2 separate regions of the Mus musculus genome follow, and region 2 is linked to region 1. A link is a loop called in an ENCODE intact Hi-C map of the cell type or tissue named here. Cell type or tissue: heart. All regions are shown on one strand. Each heading gives the region's core, and the rest is flanking DNA. Links, peaks and the distances in the headings are about the cores only.

Region 1 (9,976 bases), core at 826-8,825:
GCTGGGAGAATTCAAAGGGATCTCAGGCTTCAGGCATCTTCCTTGGCCACCCATGCCTGCCCGTTCCCCAGGCACTGCTAGGATGAAAGACCCTCGGGCAGGGGGTAGATGGCTGCTATATGAGATACTCTTATTAATTCATACGATGGGGGTGGGGACACAGATATGAATAGAGATTTTTACAAAAGAGGAAGTCTGCAGCATGTCGGAGGAGAGCGTACACAGGGTCTTATTTTGTCACCTGAGCTTCCCTGGAATTGACTATGCAAACTTCTCTTGGCCTCAGACTTGCACCAATCCCCCTGCCTCTGACTCTCAGAGTGCTGATCCTGTAGGAGTGAGCCACCACAAAACAGATCCTAACCAGCAATGTTGAATGAAGACAATAGACAACAAGAGAGCCACAGTTAGAACTTGTATCAACGTATAAATTCTAAAACAGATAGTTAACATGAACCCTCATATTCAGAGGAGATATGTGTTTTAAGAGACACTTCAAACATATAGAAGGGAGTCTAGGTCTGGTTTTAGGAGGGGAAGGAACTATAAAAGTGGGGAGGAGAGATGGGGCTGGGGAGATGGCTCAGTGTGTGAAGTTCTCACCACACAAACACGTGGACCGCTGCTGCTTGCCCTTGCCAGCCCCCCCCCCCAGGCTCTCCAATTCACACAGCACCCAGTGACTCTCTGTACCCCCAGACTGCCAGGCTTGCCTAGTTCCCTCTCCCACACCGTCCCTAGTAGAGCCAAACTGTCCCCCAAGTTTGAATCCAACTACCAGGGTTCTCTCCAAACATGGCTACCCCTATCTGGGCATAGCCTAGCCAGTTAGCATAAGACTAGACGCGTGCCTCCCCCAGCCAGAGGCTCAGGCTTCTGTCAGTAAAACCTTACAGGGCAGAGTTTGTTACTTTCAAATCTGAGTGATCAGCTACATTTCCTAATCTATTTGATTTTTATTTTTTAAGTAGGACTACGGTGCAGGATGCTCTAGCTATACGGGGTGGGGTGGGGGCATATGTATATGACTCAAAAGACGGATCAAAGACATGAGCAGTACCTTGGTCTCCCATTGTCTGGATAGGGACATAAACCTGCTAGTATTTCATAGAAGCTGATCTGTGCTGTCAGATACGGGGCCACACATCCTACTTTGTTGCTTAAGGAAATGTGAGGGAGAATGTCCTCACAGCCTTGTTCCTTATAGGAATCCCATATCTTCCTACTGTGGAGATTTCCTAAGTGTTTAACCTGCTCCCTATTCCCAGTGAACAGTCAGATTTCTTTTTCCCATAAGCCAGGAACGTCCTAAGTCCCAGGACTCAGAGTCTGTTGATCTCTTGTCACCCAGGAGCTAGGTTTCTCATACATGCCACGGTTACTGCCTCCTGTTGCTTTTGTTCATTATTTCGGGCACACTGGCCTTGCCTGGAGACCATTGTGCTCCTGTTCCTGTCAGGGGTGGGTCACCAGCAAACAGGGAGGAAGCCCCTGCCTCTCCATTCAAATCATTGATAAAAATCTCAGGCGATATAGGGACTAATGACAGGTCCCCAGGGGGGCCAGCCCTAGAGAATTCCAGCTCTCCATCATTACCTGTCACCAGGGGGCTGATGCAGGAGCCAGTCCCACTACATTATCCTTGACTCTGCTGAGTCCAAACCGCAACTTGCAGCATGGAGGAGAAGGAGGAACACGGTCTGCTGCTGACTCACTATTTGATATTAGTGGCGTCATCTAGAAGGTCTGAAGAGGAAAGCCCTAGCCTCATGGACAGCAAAGCTGGATTCAGCTGCCCATGGCTAGTTGCTGCTCCAAGGCAAATCACCTCCAGGGCAGAGATTTCCTGTGTGCACCAGAAATGATGCCTCAGAGAGGATCCAGTTCATTTTTTCTAAAACTGACCTTGGATCGGACTCTCTCTCTCTCTCTCTCTCTCTCTCTCTCTCTCTCTCTCTCCCTCCCTCCCTCCCCTTCTCTCCCCCCTCCCTCCCCCACCTTGCTTTCTCCTCCATCTGAGACGACTAAGGCAAGAACGTCATTCCGTTCTTTATCCTTGAAATCCCAATCTCTGTTGCATCAGCCACACTGTGGGCTGGACCAGCCATGCACCAGCATTTGGCAAAGACTTTGCCAGATTTTCCACGATCACTTTCAGTGTGGGACCTGAATGAGCTCTCCTGTGCCACCCACTTGGCTGGCCATGACAAGCCATTCATTCCCCCATTGCCCGGTGTCCTGACCCTCTTGGTTTTTCTTAACTTTGAAAGCTCAAAACTACGCCCCCTCCCCTTCCCTGTATAACTGCCTCCCTGGAGGCCCGGATGGCAACTGCTGGGGCTCACATCCCTCAGCACATTGCTCCTAAGACCGATGTCACCCCAACTGCTGCTGCACAGGCAAGGACCCCAGTCAGCTTTTTATCTTAACTACTAATCCCATGTTGTGGTCACAGCTGGGGTATTGCTTTTCTTCTTAAGTGTGTAAAAAAAAAAATAGGAATGGGAACCCTTGAGAGAGCTAGGAGGGGCCCAGATCTCTGACCACCTGCCTAGGTCCTCTCTACAGTCCCACAGGCCACCCCTCTACACAGTGACCTCCACTCCCTTGCCGTCCTGCCTGATCAGCTTCTAGACGGAACTGATAGTAGGAAGAGCTATACCTACCTGGTCAGGAGACGCTCTTCAGTGTGCTTTTTCCTGGGGAATCAGAAGGGTACAGGATGGGCTAGAAAGCCGGGTCTTTGGACAGAGGAAAGTGGGCACCCTCCAACCACAGTATGACCGATCGCACAGAGTGTACAGAGCACATGCAGAGGAGAGGGGAGAGGAGACTGCAGGGGTGGGTGGAACGGCCCACTTTCTCCCAGCCACTCTCCAGGTAGGAGAGCTACATGAGGCCAGAGAGAAGAGTTGAGGCAGTGAGCCAGGCTGGCTGCTTGCATGGCCTAGGCTAGGAGAGACTCAGAGTTATTCCTCTACGCACATGGTTTTCCTAGATCTGTTTTCTGGAAGGAAGTGACAGGTTCCTAGCTTGACTGGACTGTCTCACATATTCTTGCTTCCCATACCTCTCCCCCTGTGGCCTGGACAGACAGCCAGCGCAGCATCCCCACATGGAAGGCCGCTGGGTCTGGCAGACAATCTTGCTGGTCCATGAGTCGCTGTTTGTTTTCTTTAACCCAGCATATAACTGGGCTGTATGAATCAGGACTGCAGTTGGACACTGGGCTGGTCTCCCAGGAAATAAGAGTACTGGGTGGATGAGCTCAGAGGGTGCTGAGCAACGGTAAGAGGGGGCTCCCCACCCAGGGAGGAGAACCCTTGTCCCCTCGTCTGGCTCAGGGAAGCTACTTCGAATCTGCCAGTGGCATAGTTGGGATGGAACCTGACTTGCAGTCTGTGGTTGATAATGGTGACATGCCACCAGCGGCAGTGACTACACTCCAAGACCACATCCCCCCATTACCTGGAGCATGCACTTGCAGTATCAGAGCATGCACTGAGGAGTGCATTGCTAGGGACAATGGTCACCCAGGAACTGGCAGAGAAGGTGAGACCTCAGGGTCCTGCTGCCCTCCCTGGATTTTCTGTGGGTGGCTTTCCAAACTCTCTAGCCTGGTTTCTATGCTAAGGGCATTGAGGACCTGGATCTGTGAGCAATACTCATTCATTTTGTCCGTCAGTCCTTCCCTTCTTCCTTCCTTTCTTCCTTCCTTGGTCCCGCCCTTCCTCCTCTTTGTCCTGACCACTCCCTCATTGACTGACTGTCAAAACATTCACTACACAGATTCTACAGCTCACCCTGGCTTAGGTGGGGAGCAGCCCTACACCTACCCAAGAGCTCTAGAAGATAGGCAGTGCCCTCAGCTGGCAATAGTCTCCACTGGGCAGAGTCTCAGGGCCAAGCCAGGGTGGGTCTAGGTGTCTCCATCTCCAGTCCTGGGAGCTCTGGGCTCAGCTCTTTGCTTACTGCCCATCAGGGAGGTTTTCTGCTCTTTCCCTCTGTCTGTGTTTGGCCTGGGGACAAAGGGCTCGGTGTCCTTCCCTGGGACCTTATCTGCCACTACGTCATTCCTTACCCCCTACTGCTGTCCTGGCTGTCCCTCAAACCATCGGACAGTACAGTCAGCGCAGGGCCTTTGTACACGACATCCTCGCCACTCTGCGTGTTCACTTCCGCGTGCAAGGGTCTCACCCTTTGATGTCCATACTCAAACTGTCCCCTCTCATCGAGGCATCCCCAACCTCCCTATTTAAAACTACATCATTCCCTGTCCCCTTCCTGCCTGTCCCCTGTTCTCTAAATTTTGTTTCCCTGCAACTTTTTTTTTCTTCTTTTCAGAGCTGTGAGTGGAGCCCAGGACATTTGCACATCTCTTCCCATATGCTAAGCAGACGTTCCACTGCACTGTGGTGACCGTGTGGACTGTGTAGTAAGCCTGCCCACATATCCCATATATTGTGCTTGTTTCATTTGATATATGTCCCCCTCCACTCTTGGCATGTCAGTTCTGTGAGATCACAGACTTTTGCCAATCCTCAGTGAACACGTTGACTAGGAAGGGGAATGAGCATTTAGAACCCACTAACATCAGCACCGACACTGAGGAGGACGGCCAGGGGCCAGCACGTCTTAGCAGGAGCTGACCCACAGCCGGAATGTGTGATTACAAGTAATGGTGGTTAGGGATGGGCGAGGGGTCAGTGGGGTTGTGGCCCCTGGTTCAGATCTGTCCCATTCCATTCTGGCTGTAGGGGTGTGTGTGTGTGTGTGTGTGTGTGTGTGTGTGTGTGTGTGTGTGTGTGTGTAAGAGAGAGAGAGAGAGAGAGAGACAGAGACAGAGAGACAGAGAGAGACAGAGAGAGACAGAGACAGAGAGACAGAGAGACAGAGAGACAGAGAGACAGAGAGACAGAGAGACAGAGAGACAGAGAGACAGAGAGACAGAGGAGAATGAAGAGACCCGGGAAGTCTACTCATCTGAGCAATGCGGCTTGAGCCTCCCTACCCGAGCTTCTCAACTTTGGCTTAGGAGAAGCCCTGACCAACACGGAAGGGACACAATGTAGAGAAGGGACTGTACCCCACACAGGCACATGCTATGTGCCAGACAGATTCCACGTGCTGGCTCTTCATCACCGCCCATTTTACAGATGATGGAAATTGAGTCTCAGGTCAGGGCAGTACATTTCACAGACGGTCAAACTGAGGTTTGAGCTGGCTCTCCAGTTTTCCTGCTATAGACATAGAAAGCAAAGTGGAAGAATTTACACCTAGGTCTCTGCCGCCTTGAATTTCTACCTCCTCTAGAGGTGACTGAAAGACCAGCTATGCCTAGCTAGTGAGCCATAGAGCTGGTGTTCTTCAAAGGGGTCTCTGAGGGGATAGTGCTGAGTATCAGGATGTTGTGGGGCAGCTTGGATCCTGTGCAGCTCCAGCCCCGGGGTAAATCCCACACCCATTGGGCATGGCATCCTCAAGGCCTTCTTAGGGGTCAGGGACAGCTCTCCTCAGCTCCCGCTGGCTGGCAGCTCCCTCTGCTGGACCCAGCCCTGAGGAGGAGCTCAGACACTGGGACGCCGCCGCTGCTGTCTGTCTGTCTGCACTTGGAGGCTGACTCTCCTTCCACTATGGGAGTGAGGGAGTCACATGCCGGGCACCTGTCGGGTCTTCAGGTTATCTGTTGAGGAGATCTACACGGAGGATGGATTTGGGGTGATCTGAGCCCCTCCTAGAGAGGTTGAGTACAGAGGGGCTTTGAATGCTGGTGCCCCTCTACCCACTCCAGAGGCAACAGTTATGTCTGCAGATGAGTGCAAGCCAGGCTGGCTCCCCATCAGACTGGAAACTCCCTGTGTCTAAGTTTAAGTGATTCCTTCTTCAGGCCAGGAGCCCCTGAGCTGTAGTCCCGCTCAGCTCCATAGACCAGCAACTGAGCCCCTAGGCTGGCAATCCCACATAACCTCTGGGACAGCCTTGGCCTTGGCCTCCTGGCTCTCACACACCTGTCACTGTCACTTGACACCCCCAAGGCACTGGGAAGCAGGGGTGTGTCCCACCCTGACCTTGGTCGCCCCTGAGGTGATACAGTGGAAAGGACCTGAAGGAGCGGGCCCAGGATGGGACGTGACTGCGCCCCTGAACTTGGGCTGCAGGCTTGATCATAGGGAAAGTGATACCTCAGGGAGGTGGAGTGCCCGGTGACATCAGCGTACGTGACTGTCAGCCCAGTTCTATCTGCCACCACCCCCGCCGCCACCGCAGTGTGCCTGTGGAGTACACTGACCTTCAGAGGCAAGCCCAGAGTGCTATCTGCATGTACCCTTCAAGGACAGGCTTGTCCCCAGGGTGGGGCCCACTCTTTGACTCCCCATCCTCTAAATGAAGACTTTGGGGTCCAAGGAACCCCCTAGCCTCAAGCCCTGTCTTGCCTGGGCTCCTGGATCAGGAGCTAGCCGTGTGCTGGGTGACTCTGCTGCTGGCAGTCCTGCCCCGAGGGGACCGATCGCTCCCTTGGCTCTATTAGACCTTTCTCCTGAGTTCCTGGCAAGCTCCTGGTGATTGGAGGCCAGTGTAGAGGGCACCTGGCACCCCACCCCAGGGCTGCTGACTGAGCTTGCAGGCCTAGATCCCCGAGGGACAGCTAGGACAGGCAAGGCTGGATGACCCAAGGAAGCAAGTTCAACGACTGTGGATAACCATCTCATGCTTCAAAAGTGCCTTCTCAGCCCCCATAGCTGCTAGAGCTCTTTCTTGTGGTCCCTCCGGAGCCCCATCAGAGGGGCACAAAAAGTCAAGCTTAGTAACTATGCTTAGCTTTCGGCCCAGGGAGGACGCGGGAAGCCAGTACCTAGATCTTGTATTTGAACATGATCTTAACCTGTCATTGACTAATCATGAACCCTTGCTAGTGTATACACACTCATATCACTCAACACGATGCAACCTGGGCCTCTGTGGGTATACTCATGTCGTTCAAATGATGCACATGGTAACCAAAACCACCACTAACTGGAGGTCTGTCACTAGTTAGGGAAAAATTAAAGCAGTCAAAACAGCAGGGCACTTAAGAGAGCTATCCAGGAATAAGGAAGACATAGTGAGCCCTGGTAAGCTCCCACACATCCCGGGGGGCACAGTGTGCATTCCTGGGGAAACCAGAAAGAGGCTCTGCTAGACACTCATACCCACTGAGCACACAGGCGATACAGGCCAGGATGTATCGTAATCCACTGGGAGTCTGAACATACTCCCAACCCTCTCACAGATCACCAGGAAGAGAGCATAGGCCTTCTGGGATGGAGGGACTTAAGCACTATATCCAATCAGTTGTTGGCTGATGGGCTAGCTTGGAAGACTCAGAAGAGATTCCTGGGAAGCCAAGCTAAAATACATACATACATACATACATACATACAATAATTCAGAACAGGACATATGAGATGGTTCAACAGGTAAAGGTGCTTGCAGCCGGTGAACCCTGATGACCTGGGTTCAGTCCCTGGGACCCACATGGTAGGACTCTTACAAGTTGTCTTCCTCTGACCTCCACATACATACACAGATTAATCCATTACTTAGTCGATTATTTTTTTAACATTAAAGCAAAGATGCTGAGCAGAGCCACTGGCAGCTTGTCCCTGCAGGGAAAACCGTCTACTGAATAAGCCCGGCAAGCCACCAGGCAGCTGGCTGGGCCACCGACACCCAAACACTCGGTGAAGACAGTCCTGGAAAACTGTGGTCCACAGTGATAAGTCAGAATGCAGAGTTGCTGCGAGTTGCCTACATGTTACCCAGTTTTCAACAAAATCTTCCAAGAAATGCAAACCAGAAGGGGAAATGAGATCCACTCAGAACTATCAACAGAAGCCACATCTGAGGTGCCCATGAATTGATGATGTCGGGAAAGCCACTGTTACAAATGGCTTCTCTTTTGCTTTTTGTCTTGTCTTGTCTTGTCTTGTCTTGTCTTGTCTTGTCTTGCCTTGCCTTGTCTTGTCTTGTCTTGTCTTGCCTTGCCTTGTCTTGTTTTGTGACAGGGTCTTTCTACAGAAGTCTAGGCTAGCTTAGAACTACCTATGTAGCCAGGCTAGCTTCGGACTTAACAATCCTCCCGCCTTAGCTTCCCAAGGCTAGTTACACAGTCGTGTGCCATCTTGTCCACTTATAAATGTCATGAGAAAAAGTATGGGAAGCCATGCATAAAGGATTACAGAGGGTCCGGAGATGACTCAGAAGAAGAGAGAGCTTAGTTCTCAGCACCCACACAACTAACAGCCATGCAAGTGCGGGGATCTGGTGCCCTCTGCTGGCCTCTATGAACACTGCAGACACATGGTACACTTAGACATGCAGGTAAAACACTCATACACATAAACTAAAAATATTTTTTTAAAATTTACTTTTATTTCATGTGCATTGGTGTTTTGCCTACATGTATGTCTGTGTGAGGGTGGCTGGTCTCCTGGAACTGGAGTAGCAGATGGTTGTGAGCTGCCATGTGGGTGCTGGGATTTGCACCCAAGTCCTTCGGAAGATTAATTATTGAGCCATCTCTCCAGTCCCTAAAATACTTTTTAAAGAAAAGAATTAAAGACCCATCCAGGCAGTTGTGGCGCACGCCTTTAATCCCAGCACTTGGGAGGCAGAGGCAGGTGGATTTCTGAGTTCGAGGCCATCCTGGTCTACAGAGTGAGTTCCAGGACAGCCAGGGCTACACAGAGAAACCCTGTCTTGAAAACACCAAGAGAAAAAAAAAAGAATTAAAGACCAAATGCTTACAGCATAAAGAATAACACTAGAGAAACAAAAGCAAGTGGGGAAGGAACGGGTTGATTTCACTCACGGTTCTCTATAACGTTCATCATCCAAAGCAATGAGAGCAGAAACTCAAGCAGGGCAGGAACCTGTAGGCAGGAGCTGATGCAGAGGCCATAGAGGGACGCTGCTTACTGGCTTGCTCCTCATGGCTCTCTCAGCCTGCTTTCTGATAGAACTCAGAACCACCAGCCCAGAGACGGCACCACCCACAATGGGCTGTGTCCTCCCCAGTCAGTCACTAACTAAGAATATGCCCTACAGGCTTGTCTATAGCCTGATCTCATGGAGGCATTTTTCTCAATGGAGGTTCCCTCCTTTTGGATGACTCTAGTTTGTCCATGTGACATCAAACTAGCCAGCCTCCTAACGTGTAATAACTTGTCATAGAACTAACATGTAATAGAACTAACTTAATAGAAGTTTCCAGAAGAAGAAGAAAGAGAGAAAGGGATAGGGAGGGAAATGTTTCAAGAAATAATCATCAAAATAGTCCCAAATCTGATGGGCAGTTATCCATCCAAATGATGTCCAGGTAGACAGCAGAGTAAAACTGTTAGAACGCAGCACAGACGAAACCTTGAAAGCTGCAAAAGAGAAACAGCACGTCCCAACAAGGGAGGCATAGTCAGGGAGGCGTAGGCAGGGAAGCCTGCCAGGTCTGGGTTGCAGGCCTACAAACACAGCTACCGGGAGACCTAGGCCAGCAAAGCACAAGGTCCAAGACCTGTCTGGGCTGCAGGGGTGAAGGGCATTGAAGCTTCTTAGTAGAGGCTATCTCAAAATAAAAACTCTTACAAGCCTACATGGTAGACCCCATGTGAAAGGGTTTAGGTTCCAGGTCCAGGGACTGGGCACATATTGAGGTTGTGTGGAGGAGCCAACAGCTGACATCTCATGAGACACAGTGGAGACCAGAAGGACGTGGTCACAAAACAAGTGCCAATAAATTGAAAAGATTAAAAAATCATACCAGTTATGGTCTTCAATGAAATTAAATTAGAAATAGACAAAAAAAAAGTCCAGGAAACCCATAAATATTTGAATAACTCACTTCTGAATAACTCATGGGTCAGGAAAAAAAAAGTCATGGGGTGAATATCAAAGTACTGGGAACTAATGGACAGAAAAGAGCCACCTCTCAAAATGACCA
Region 2 (9,976 bases), core at 705-8,704, 100 kb before region 1:
GAAATAAATCTGAACAGAAATGTTAGTCTCTCTACCCTCTCATCCATCCATAACTCAGGTTCCCTTTGGAGGTCCCAGTTACTGATTTCCTGTATATTCTTCCAAAGATAGCCTAATATATATATATTTACAAACTTTTCTCCCACACAGACAGCCGAGTCTCCACGAGGCTCTGTGTCATTTTTCTCCTGCTTAACCCAGAGGCTCAGAATCGCCTCGTTCTGTTTCTCCACTCCGGTGCATTCCCTCTAACAGAGAGCTGAGCATTCACTCTTGGAGGGGATGTCTCGGGCAGAGCACAGACTTTGGAGGAGGGGGGCTTCTATAGTTTAGATCCCCACTCTGGTATGAGCCAGCTGGTTGACATTCAACCTGTTGCTTAATGTCTCGGTGACTCAGTTTCCTCCTTTATGGGCCTGACGGGAAAGCAAACATTGACCCCAAAGTGTTTTGTGAGGATCCCGTTAGATAACTGGTCCTGAAGGATGCTCTCACCAGGCAGCAGCATGAGTAGCAGGCACTCAATAAACTCGGAGTTACTGCTCCGAGATTATTTTGCCAGACCCCTTCTGAGAAGACCGGCCTGTTCGCAGGCTCTTATTATTATAAACAGTGTGGTAAACAAGCGTCCCCAATCCACATGCCATCTGGTCCTCGTGGGAACGTAGCTGCAGGAAAAGCTACAAAGGCCAAGCTCATTCTGAATTTTGAAGGCAACTGTGAGCTGCCCCACATATGGGTGGTCCTTGCCACACAGTCGACAGCCACGTGTGGGCCTGCTCCATCTGAACACTGACTTTCTTACATTTCTCTGGGCACACAAGCCTATCACTGGGTTCTTGGGAGAAATCACTCGGTCCCTCCCCCTACACCTCCTGACTCCCGTATGTATTCCCACCCTGGGAGGAGCTAACCAGCTGTGAGGACTGGAGTGCTCTACAGCTAGCCAAAATCTTCCAAGAGTTGGCCCTGCCAACGTCTCTCATTCATTCATTCATTCATTCATTCATTCGTCCATCCATTCGTCCATCCATTCTTCAAATGGATAGTCAGCATTCCAGGGCTCAGAACAGGCTTTCAGACTATTTGAGGTTGCCTTTGTCAGGGCCTGTTAGCACATCAAAATTGTTGGCTAAGTCTGATAATACTTCAGATTATGCTTGCTGTCACCCTCTCATTCCTGAGCAGGGGCTTGCAATTCCTATTCACATTTTTAACATTTTAACTCACTTAGGAAAAAAAAAACAAAAAACCTCAGACAATGCCAGGTAGGACTCTATTAGCTTGGATTATGCCAAGCCAGACTGTCCTACCTGGAAGCAGGCAGGCTTCCTGCTATGGTAACCTGTCAAACAACCTCTCTGTTTTCCTTTGTGGACAATCGGTTGATGACTGAGAGAGAGAGAGAGAGAGAGAGAATGCCTTGTCCAAGGTGTTTCAGAAGAAAGACAATGCCTTTTACAAAAGTCATTCCTACTGAGATAATTTTAGTCCACTTCCCTTCAAGTTCCTTCAGTATAACCAGCCGGATAGAGGCATTCGAGCAGGGGGGAGAGAGAGAGCTTGCTATGTCTCTCACTAATTCTGCTTCCTATTCTCTGCACCCTCCCCACCCCCACCCCACAGGCTTGCTCACACTGTTTCCCCACAGGTCCAGGCTAGATGTCTCCTGTGTGCCTCACTCTGCTCGAGGGTGTCACGCCAGGCTTTTTAGGACTTTTGTGGGCTCCCTTGGTTAGCCTGGCATCAAAGCCTTCTGCATCTCCTCCTCTGCCGCTGCCCTTGCATATCTGATAAATGCCAAGGACTTTGTCTACGTGAGATCTGGTCTGGAGATGATCCAGCCTCTCCGACTGGTGGAGGCAGACTCACCCCACCACCAAAAGCCCCCAGGAGGTCAGGTTTAAGGTGAGGGCCAAAGAGGTTTCTTTTTACCTTCTCTGGCTGTTTAGTAAACACGGTTTCCTCTCTAATTAAAAGATCCGCACGAAAGTGTTCACAAGGCGTAAGCACCTCGGTGATTCAGCAGGGATTTTACCAAATGCTTTGGCATCAAGAAGGAGAACTTTGAGGGAGTCCAGCAACCTTTCCCTGATGTCACAAAGGCAGAGACTCTTTTGCCTTCCAGTTCTGGAGGTTAGAGATTAGTGTCACTTGACCCCAGGATGCAATATAAACAGAATCACAGGCATGCCACTTGATTTTATCGATCTTAAAAAAAAAAACTTTTGTTTTTCCTGAATATTTAAAATTATTTCTCATTCCCCCCTCCCCTGTGTGTGTGTGTGTGTGTGTGTGTGTGTGTGTGTGTGTGTGTGTGTGTGTGATGGTGCATGTATACCATGATATTTATGTGGAGGTCAGAGGACAGATTTTGCAGGTTTATTCTCTCCTTCCACTCTGGGTTCTGAGGATCGAACTCAGGTCATTGGATCTGCTCGGCAAGCTCTCTGAGCCGCTGAGTCATCTCAGCAGCCCTGATGAACATTGAAATCCATTCGTGACACGCTCAGTTCATGCATTCTCATCGCTCATAACCTTCCACTGTGGGAATGTGTAGTTACTTTTATATTGTGTGTGTGTGTGTGGTATAAACGTGCATATGTGTTCATGTGTGTTTACATGTGTGGGGGTGGAGCATATGAATATATGTATAGGGAGACCAGAGGTTGATATCAGTGTCTTTCTCAGTACTTCTTCACGTGATTATTTTTTTCATTTATTTATTATTTTTACGCATTTAAGTGTTTTGCCTGCATGTATGGATGTACACCGTACACATGCCCGGTGCCTGCAGAGGCCAGAAAAGGACATCTGATTCTCTGAAGCTGAAATTACAGGTGCTTGTGAGCCACCATGTGGGTGCTAAGAGCTGAATTCAGGGACCTCAGCAAGAGCTCCAGCCCCAGTATATCTTTTTTCCCTCTTCTCTTTTTAAATAAAACTTTTTAAGGGGATGGTGAGGTGGCTCAGCAGTTAAGAGAGTTGAATGCTCCTCTAGAGGACCCAGGTTTGGTTCCTGGCACCACCTCAGTAGCAACTCCCTTCAGGACCACTCGCATTTATGTACTGCATACATACATACACATGCAGGCAAAACAACCACAAACATGAAAGAAAAGCAAAGGAAATATTTTTTTAAAAACTTTAAAAATATATATGTGTATGTATGTGCCTGCATGAGATTATGTGCCCAGGTACATTGAGGGCCAGAGGGCGTCGGATCCTCTGAAACTAGACTTAGCATTTGTGAGTCACCTGATGTGCGGGTGCTGAGAACCAAGCCTGGGTCCTCTGCAAGAGCAGCAAGTGCCCCAATCGCCGAGCAAGTCATTCCAGCCCTCCACACTATTCTCTGCGGGCAGGATCTCACTGAACCTGGAGCTTGCTGATTCTGTTTGATTGGCCAGCAAGCTCCCGTCTCCGCTCTCCTTCAGCCCTGAGATACAGATAAAGACTGGCCACCACGCTCAGCTTACACGTGGGTTCTGGGGATTTGAACTCATGCTGTGAAGCAAGTACTCTACTGACCAAGCCATCTCCCGGAACCCAAGAACACGATTTGTATGTATCCTCCTGGTAACTGCTGGGTTGGTGCCAGCTCCAGGCAACAGTGGATACGTTGTACTTTCTGTGGTGTTGTATGACATTCAAATGAACACGTTTGCATTATAAACTTAAGAATGGAGTCACCGAGTCATAGGGCAGATACTTCCAGGGTTTCTGAGGAGAAGTGGTGTAGCCACGGCCCAAGACTGTAGACAAATGATTTCTCAGTTCCCCACATCCTCACTGTGACCAATATTGGGAGTTTCACTTCGTTTTTTTTGGTGGTTCAAATGCCCTTTGTAAACCACCAGGCCTTCGATCACACCTCTGATGCCGGCTTTCTAAAAACGTACATTGATTGATTGATTGATTGATTGAGAGTCTTCCCATGGAGACCAGGCTAGCCTTGAACTCACAGATACCCTTTTGCTTCTGCCTTCCCTTGAGGTGCTGGGATTAAAGGCTTGGGCCACTACACCTAGATTTTTATGACTTCTTCAGTGTGTATGTATGTGTGTCTGAGTATGTGTATGTGCATCATGTGTGTTAAGATGCCTGTGGAGACCAAAAGGTGTGTTGGATTTCCCGGAACTGGAGTTACAGGCAGTTATGAGCCTCCTGACTGCTAGGTGGGTGACTCTGGGCAGTGACTGCCTCCTGGGTGCTAGGAACTGAACCTTGATCCTTGGTACTCAACCTTCTTAGCCATCTCTCTGCCTTCTACTTCTGATTTTCTAAAGAAAATTTTATTATGTGTGTCTGTGTCTGTGCCTGTGCCTATGTCTGTGTACCTGTGCCTGTCTGTGTCTGTGTCCGTGTCCGTGTCTGTGGAGGGGCTGTGTGGAGGTCAAAGGATAACTTTAGGAAGCTGGTTCTCTCCTTCCGCCATGAGTTCTGGGGAGCTCAAGTCACTCGGCTTATGCAGATGGTAAAATCACTTGCATACATGGAATGGTTAAGTAGATGATGTATATCACATGCAACAGTCAGTGCCATACAGTCCAAGAAACTTCCGCTACCCACAGTTTCCTTGGAGCCATTTGTGGTTGATCTCCACTCCAGCCCCAGCCTCGAGCAACCGACCACCGATGGACCTGCGTCTTCTCTGTGTTTGACCATTTCCAGAAGTTTCGTATTAGCAGTCTCATACGAGGTGTAGTCTGGTGTGGCTGGTGGCTTTCATTTAGTACTCTGGTTTGAAAGTCCTCTGTGTTCTAATATGTAGTAGCAGGTGTCATTTGGGATCCAAGACTAGTATTTGGATGTGTGGGCATATAGCAATGTGCTAGTCCACACTTTTGGTGATTGATGTCTGTATGTGTGTGTGTGTGTGTGTGTGTGTGTGTGTGTTTGTGTGTGTGTGTGTGTGTGTGTGTGCTTGTGCCTGCGTGTGCACTCTTGCACCCTATCAGATGTCTTCCTATTGCTCTTCCCATCTTAGAAACATTTTATTTATCTATTTGGGGAGTGGGGGGTCGGTTCATGCAAGTCAGAGGACAGCGTATGGGACTCAGTTATCTCCTTCTACCATGTCTGGCTTAGGGATTAAATTCATGTCATCAGGCTGGTTTCAAATGCCTTTACCCACTTAGCCACCTTGCTGGCCTTACTGACCTTTTGAGACCGGGTCCCTCAGTGAACTTGGAGTTTGCTGTTTCTGCTAGATTGCCCTCAGGGATCTGCCTGTCTCTGCTCTTGCCCCCAGCACTGGTTATAGATGCATTTGGCTGTGTTTTTCTTTTCCACGAGTGTGGAGGATCCAAACTCAGGCCCTTGTGCCTGCTGAACAGCCTGTTACCCACGGACCTATCTCTCTTATAGCCTGCTTGGGTTTTAATCACAAGGTCATAGTCTATTTTAAAGAGAGATTGCTCCCTTATGGAGTGGCCCATGGCATGGGAAGAAGACAGAAAGAGTGAGAGGCAGGGAGATAGAGACAGAAGGAGGCCGGAAACATGAGCATGAGAGGCAGAGAGTCCAGTGTGTCAGGCAATGCTGGGCCTCTGAGAAACTTGTAGACGATGCTGTTCTCGGCCACCCCCCTCCTTAACCTGTGCACACCCTGGCCAATCAGCTTCCTCTTGTGCTCACTGCTCTGGTTAGTGCCTGGTTCATGGTCACCATCTTGTTAGTTCCTACAATGTTCGCAAAGAGCTTGCCTTGATGGCTTAGTGCAGGGGAGACAGTTGCCTCCAGCACCCACTGCTACGACATTTTGCTGTACCCTCTGGTCTAGTGGTAGAGATAAAAACTTTTGTGTCCTTCCATTGCTTAAGTCTTTAAAAAAATCATTACAGTATGCATTTATTTAGTGTCTATATGTGTAGTAGTAGTAGTAGTTTAGAGGAATAACTTTTGAGAGTCTCTTCTCCTCTTTTACCATGTGGGTCCCAGAGATCAAATTAGGGTTGCCAGCCTTGGTGGCAAATGTCTTTACCTACTGAGCCATCTCCCTAGAGGAATGTCCCTAGTCTTGTTAGAGCATTAGGCACAGAGAGATTGAGAGCACACAGGTACCCCAAACTCAGTTTCTTTGATTAGGTCTCTGCCTGGGAAATAACCCTGGGCCAGGTCAGGGTTGGGGTGGGGATTGCTGGACTTCCATGCCAACCCACATCTGGGAATGCCAAGATGACTGATAAGTTCATCCAGAGCCTGGGGAACTGCGGGCTCATCTCAGCAGGGGCAATGCAGCCGTGGAATCCTATGGTGAGGAAGCCTAAGCAAGAGCCAAGAGCATTGTCCCTTCTCCACTTCCTGCAGCCCCACAGTTCCCAAGACCTTCTGTACCTCTAAAGCCATGCCTGGTTCCCACAGGATTCCAGGAATTCTCTGTGTGTATAAGTGCATGCATAGACGGAGCTTGTGTATAGACTGTGCTAAGGACATACCAGCATGGCTTCCATAGACCTGGACGCGCCTCATTGTCTCCTCATCATACAGATTAGGGCTGAGGGTTTCTGCTTTCCAAGGCAGTGCCCTCACAGTCATATGATGCTGGCCAAGTGTGGAATCCAAGTTCCAGAGTCTGCAGGTATGGGGTGAGGCCTGAGAATTTGCATGTCTAACAATGTCCCCAGATGATGACACTCAGGCCTCTGGTCTGAAGATCACTCTCGGAGTACTGGCACTCCACAGCTTTGCTCTCTGTCCTGTTAGGATTCGACTCTCTGCACAAGCTCCCAGAAAGGGACAAATCAGAGTGGCCTCGATGGTGACAGCAGGAAGCTCTTACTCCCGTGGCCCTGGGCCAAAGGGCAGGAGAAAACTCACCCAGAGGCGAGCAGATACAATGTCCAGTCTCCAGCTTATCACAAAGATCAAAGGATGAAAGCTGGGGAGGGCGCCTCAGCTCAGATTCCAACAAGGGAAGGAGGAAGTGGACCCATGGGAGAAGTCACCAGAACTCTGAAGGGCAGTATCAGTGATTAACCTAATTCTGGGTTTGGGAGTGACAAATACAAAGAAAGAAAGAAAGAAAGAAAGAAAGAAAGAAAGAAAGAAAGAAAGAGAGAGAGAGAGAGAGAGAGAGAGAGAGGAAGAAAGAAAGACAGACAGAAAGAAAGAAAGAAAGAAAGAAAGAAAGAAAGAAAGAAAGAAAGAAAGAAAGAAAGAAAGAAAGGAAGAAAAAGAACCTTTGAAAATGACATAGGTCAGATGACACAGTCAGTGTGGTTTTTTTTTTCTATATGTTCCAGAATGTTCAAATTCTCTCAGCCTTGCAGTCAAGTCAGGCCCAGCTAAGGGCCTTAGGTACTTTTGCTAGGCTAGACTGTCAAGTCAGCCCTAGGAGGCAGGTTCTTTCTTCTGTTTCACAGGGGAGGAAACTGAGGCACAGCATAGAAATGATTGATCCCATTGTTCCAATATTAGTCTTCAAACTGTTTATGTGTATGGATGCTTTGTCTACATGTATGCGTGTGTGCAGGTGTTCATTGAGGCCAGAAGAGACTGTCAGAACCCCGGGAACTGGAGTCACAGAGAGTTGTTAGCTGTGGGTGCTGGAACTAAACCTAGGTCCTCCCAAAAGGACTGGGTGCTGTTAACCGCTGAGCCACCACCCCAGCCCCCAAAACAAGTCTCGGCTTCAGGTCAGACTTTGGACCAAGTGTGAGGCAGGCCCTTCCTTCCTCCCTCCTTCTTTAGCCCCCTCCCTTCTTCTTCCCTTCCCCCTCCCACAGCCCGATGCTTAGCTCAGTCACAGACCTGCCAGGCTAGATGGAAGCTATAGCTACTTCTTGCCTGGGTCAAGAACCTCATACACCCTAGCTCAATGGTTCTCCGCCTCCCTAATACAGAGACCCTTTAGTACAGTTCCCTAAAATTATTTTGTTGCTTCAAACTACAATCTTGAATTTTGCTCCTGTTATGAATTGTAATGTAAATATGTTTTATGATGGTCTTAATCGACCCCTGTGAAAGAGTCATTTGATCTTTCCAAAAGGGTCGAGACCCACAGGTTGAGAACCAATGTCTTAGATTGCTTTACAAGGGGAAGTTTGAGTATCTCCTGTCAGAAATGACCAATTTGGAAACAGTCCTCTTCAGACTTCTCTGAGTGTTAAGTCAAGTAAAGGTGATCTCGCAGGCTAATTTTCCATGACTGTTTTTAAGTCTCCTTCAGCACCTGAAGTGTGTGTTCAAACAGGCCACGTATGTTCCCGAGCGAGCTTACTCAGAGAGATTAGAGGACCGATGGGTTTTAAGGAAGGAAATATCCACCTCTCTCAAGCCATTGCAGATGGTGATGTGAGCAGCCACATTGGAAGGGAAGCCATTAAGAGAGACACAGCTCTGTCCCCTCCTGAGGCTGTTGTTGAGTTCCAGCCAAAGTTCATTGCTTGGTAAAGAATTTAGGCAAGGAGTGAGATAGATCATTGATTAGACAGTAACCTTTTAGGTTTGCAGGGGTGAGGGCTGTGGGTGGTAGAGGTGCGAGTGGATGACGAGGAGGAGGAAGGCAAGGGTGATGTTGTTTGCTTCTATATTTTAGACAGGGTCTCCCAAAGCCCAGGCTGGCCTTTAACTTACTAGGTAGCTGAGGATAACCTTAGGTAACCTTAGGTTTCCTGATCCTTCTGCACATACATCCCAAGTGCTGGTGTGCACCACCCCACCTGGCAGATAGATGCGATAGGACTTTGGTGACCTGGAGACAGCAGACTGTGACAATGCTGATGGGGTCAGTAGTTCGGGAGTGGGGGTGGGGAAGCGGGTGGGGCTAGGAGGTTCAAAGCTGGGCTAGAGTGTGATTGCACTTTGTGACAGGGCTGGGAGGGATAGGGGCTGCCTGTCAGGAGGCTTTCTTTCTGATCTCTCAGCCCTGCCTCCAAAGGTGCCTGCATGATGAGGGCTTTCAGCAAGCCTGCCTCTACTGCCCAGCTGGGAGGTCTTTGCTGGCTGTGTTCTCCTGGGAGGCCTCTCCCCACCACAAACAGATGGGCGCTGATGTCAGCAGCAGGCACCATTGCTGTCAGCACTAATGGGTTACACCCAAGAGCCAATGGAAAGCTGTGTGGCCTCCTCTGGGCCTCACCCCAAAGGGGAGGCTAGGCCAAAGGCCCCTGTTGAGTTCCTGGTGTAAGTGGCAAGTTCGTGGTGACCCAAGGCTCAAACCTGGAGTCTCTATGGTAAAGGAATTGGAAAGCCTTCTCACAGGGTATCGTGTGCAGAGAAAAAAAAGACGCGCCATGGTTTCTACTTCCCAGATGAAGAAACTGAGATCTTTAAGCCCAAGAAAGGCCATGAAGATTGAGTATAGAACTCCTTCAAGAGCACATTTGTTTCTGTGCATGTGCAGAGTGTGACACAGGGGAAACTAGGAATCACCAGACAGATGCAGAAAGGACTGACTCCTGGGGCTGCTGACCACTGTGCATGCACGTGTGCATGCATGTGTGTGCACCTGTGTGAGTATGTGTGTGTTCATGTGTGTATGCATGCAAACATATGTGCAAAAGTGTGTATGCTCATGAGTGTACATGGTGTGCAAGTGCATACACATGTGCAAAAGGGTGTATTGTGTGCAAGTTAGAGAGGTTGTGCATGGTGTGCAAGTGTATGTATATGTGCATGCGTGAGTATGTGAGTGTGTGTGAATGTACATGTGCATGAACGTATGTGTGTGCATGTGTATATTTGGCTCTGAAGCTTTTTCACTCATCTATGAAGCTCCTCCATCATGGGAACCAATGCTGAGCAGCGACTAGAACAGCTCCTTCCAGAGCATGGGATGGGTATAGGTGTGGGGAGGAGGTGAAGACCGAGTGTTCTCATGTACTACAGATGGACCGGAAGAATAACTCGGAAGGTCTTATAGCACAGCAGAAAAACTATGCTTGATGACAATCGATTACTGTCCTCAAATAGCTGGTCTAGAAGCGTTTGACTTTGAACACAAAGAAATGACCACACTGTGAGGTGACTG

Evidence for each region. Hi-C counts contacts between places; a loop is a spot of excess contacts. Peaks named below come from ENCODE experiments on the same cell type or tissue, not always from the same donor. Only the 100,000 strongest peaks of a DNase experiment are listed, where the experiment ranks them.
Region 2: it touches region 1 in a loop (2.6-fold over the local background); 3 of 42 quality-filtered maps call a loop at or near these places.

The regions. Positions count from the first base shown.
Region 1 is chr17:45,844,350-45,854,325 of GRCm38, reverse strand. No RefSeq gene overlaps it. Among named protein-coding and RNA genes, the nearest start is that of Gm35692, 20 kb to the right of the region's middle. In heart, for the core only: CTCF peaks have their summits at 3,869 (motif pointing left), 5,537 (motif pointing left) and 8,323 (motif pointing left); DNase peaks (open chromatin) are centred at 3,965, 5,545, 6,245 and 6,545; H3K27ac peaks cover 1,920 bases; H3K27me3 peaks cover 2,366 bases.
Region 2 is chr17:45,947,534-45,957,509 of GRCm38, reverse strand. It overlaps Gm36122 (a long non-coding RNA gene), which reads left to right and starts at 8,678. Exons shown (of 4, transcript XR_876841.1): 1 at 8,678-8,731. In heart, for the core only: no CTCF peak of the experiment used is centred there; no DNase peak of the experiment used is centred there; H3K27ac peaks cover 374 bases.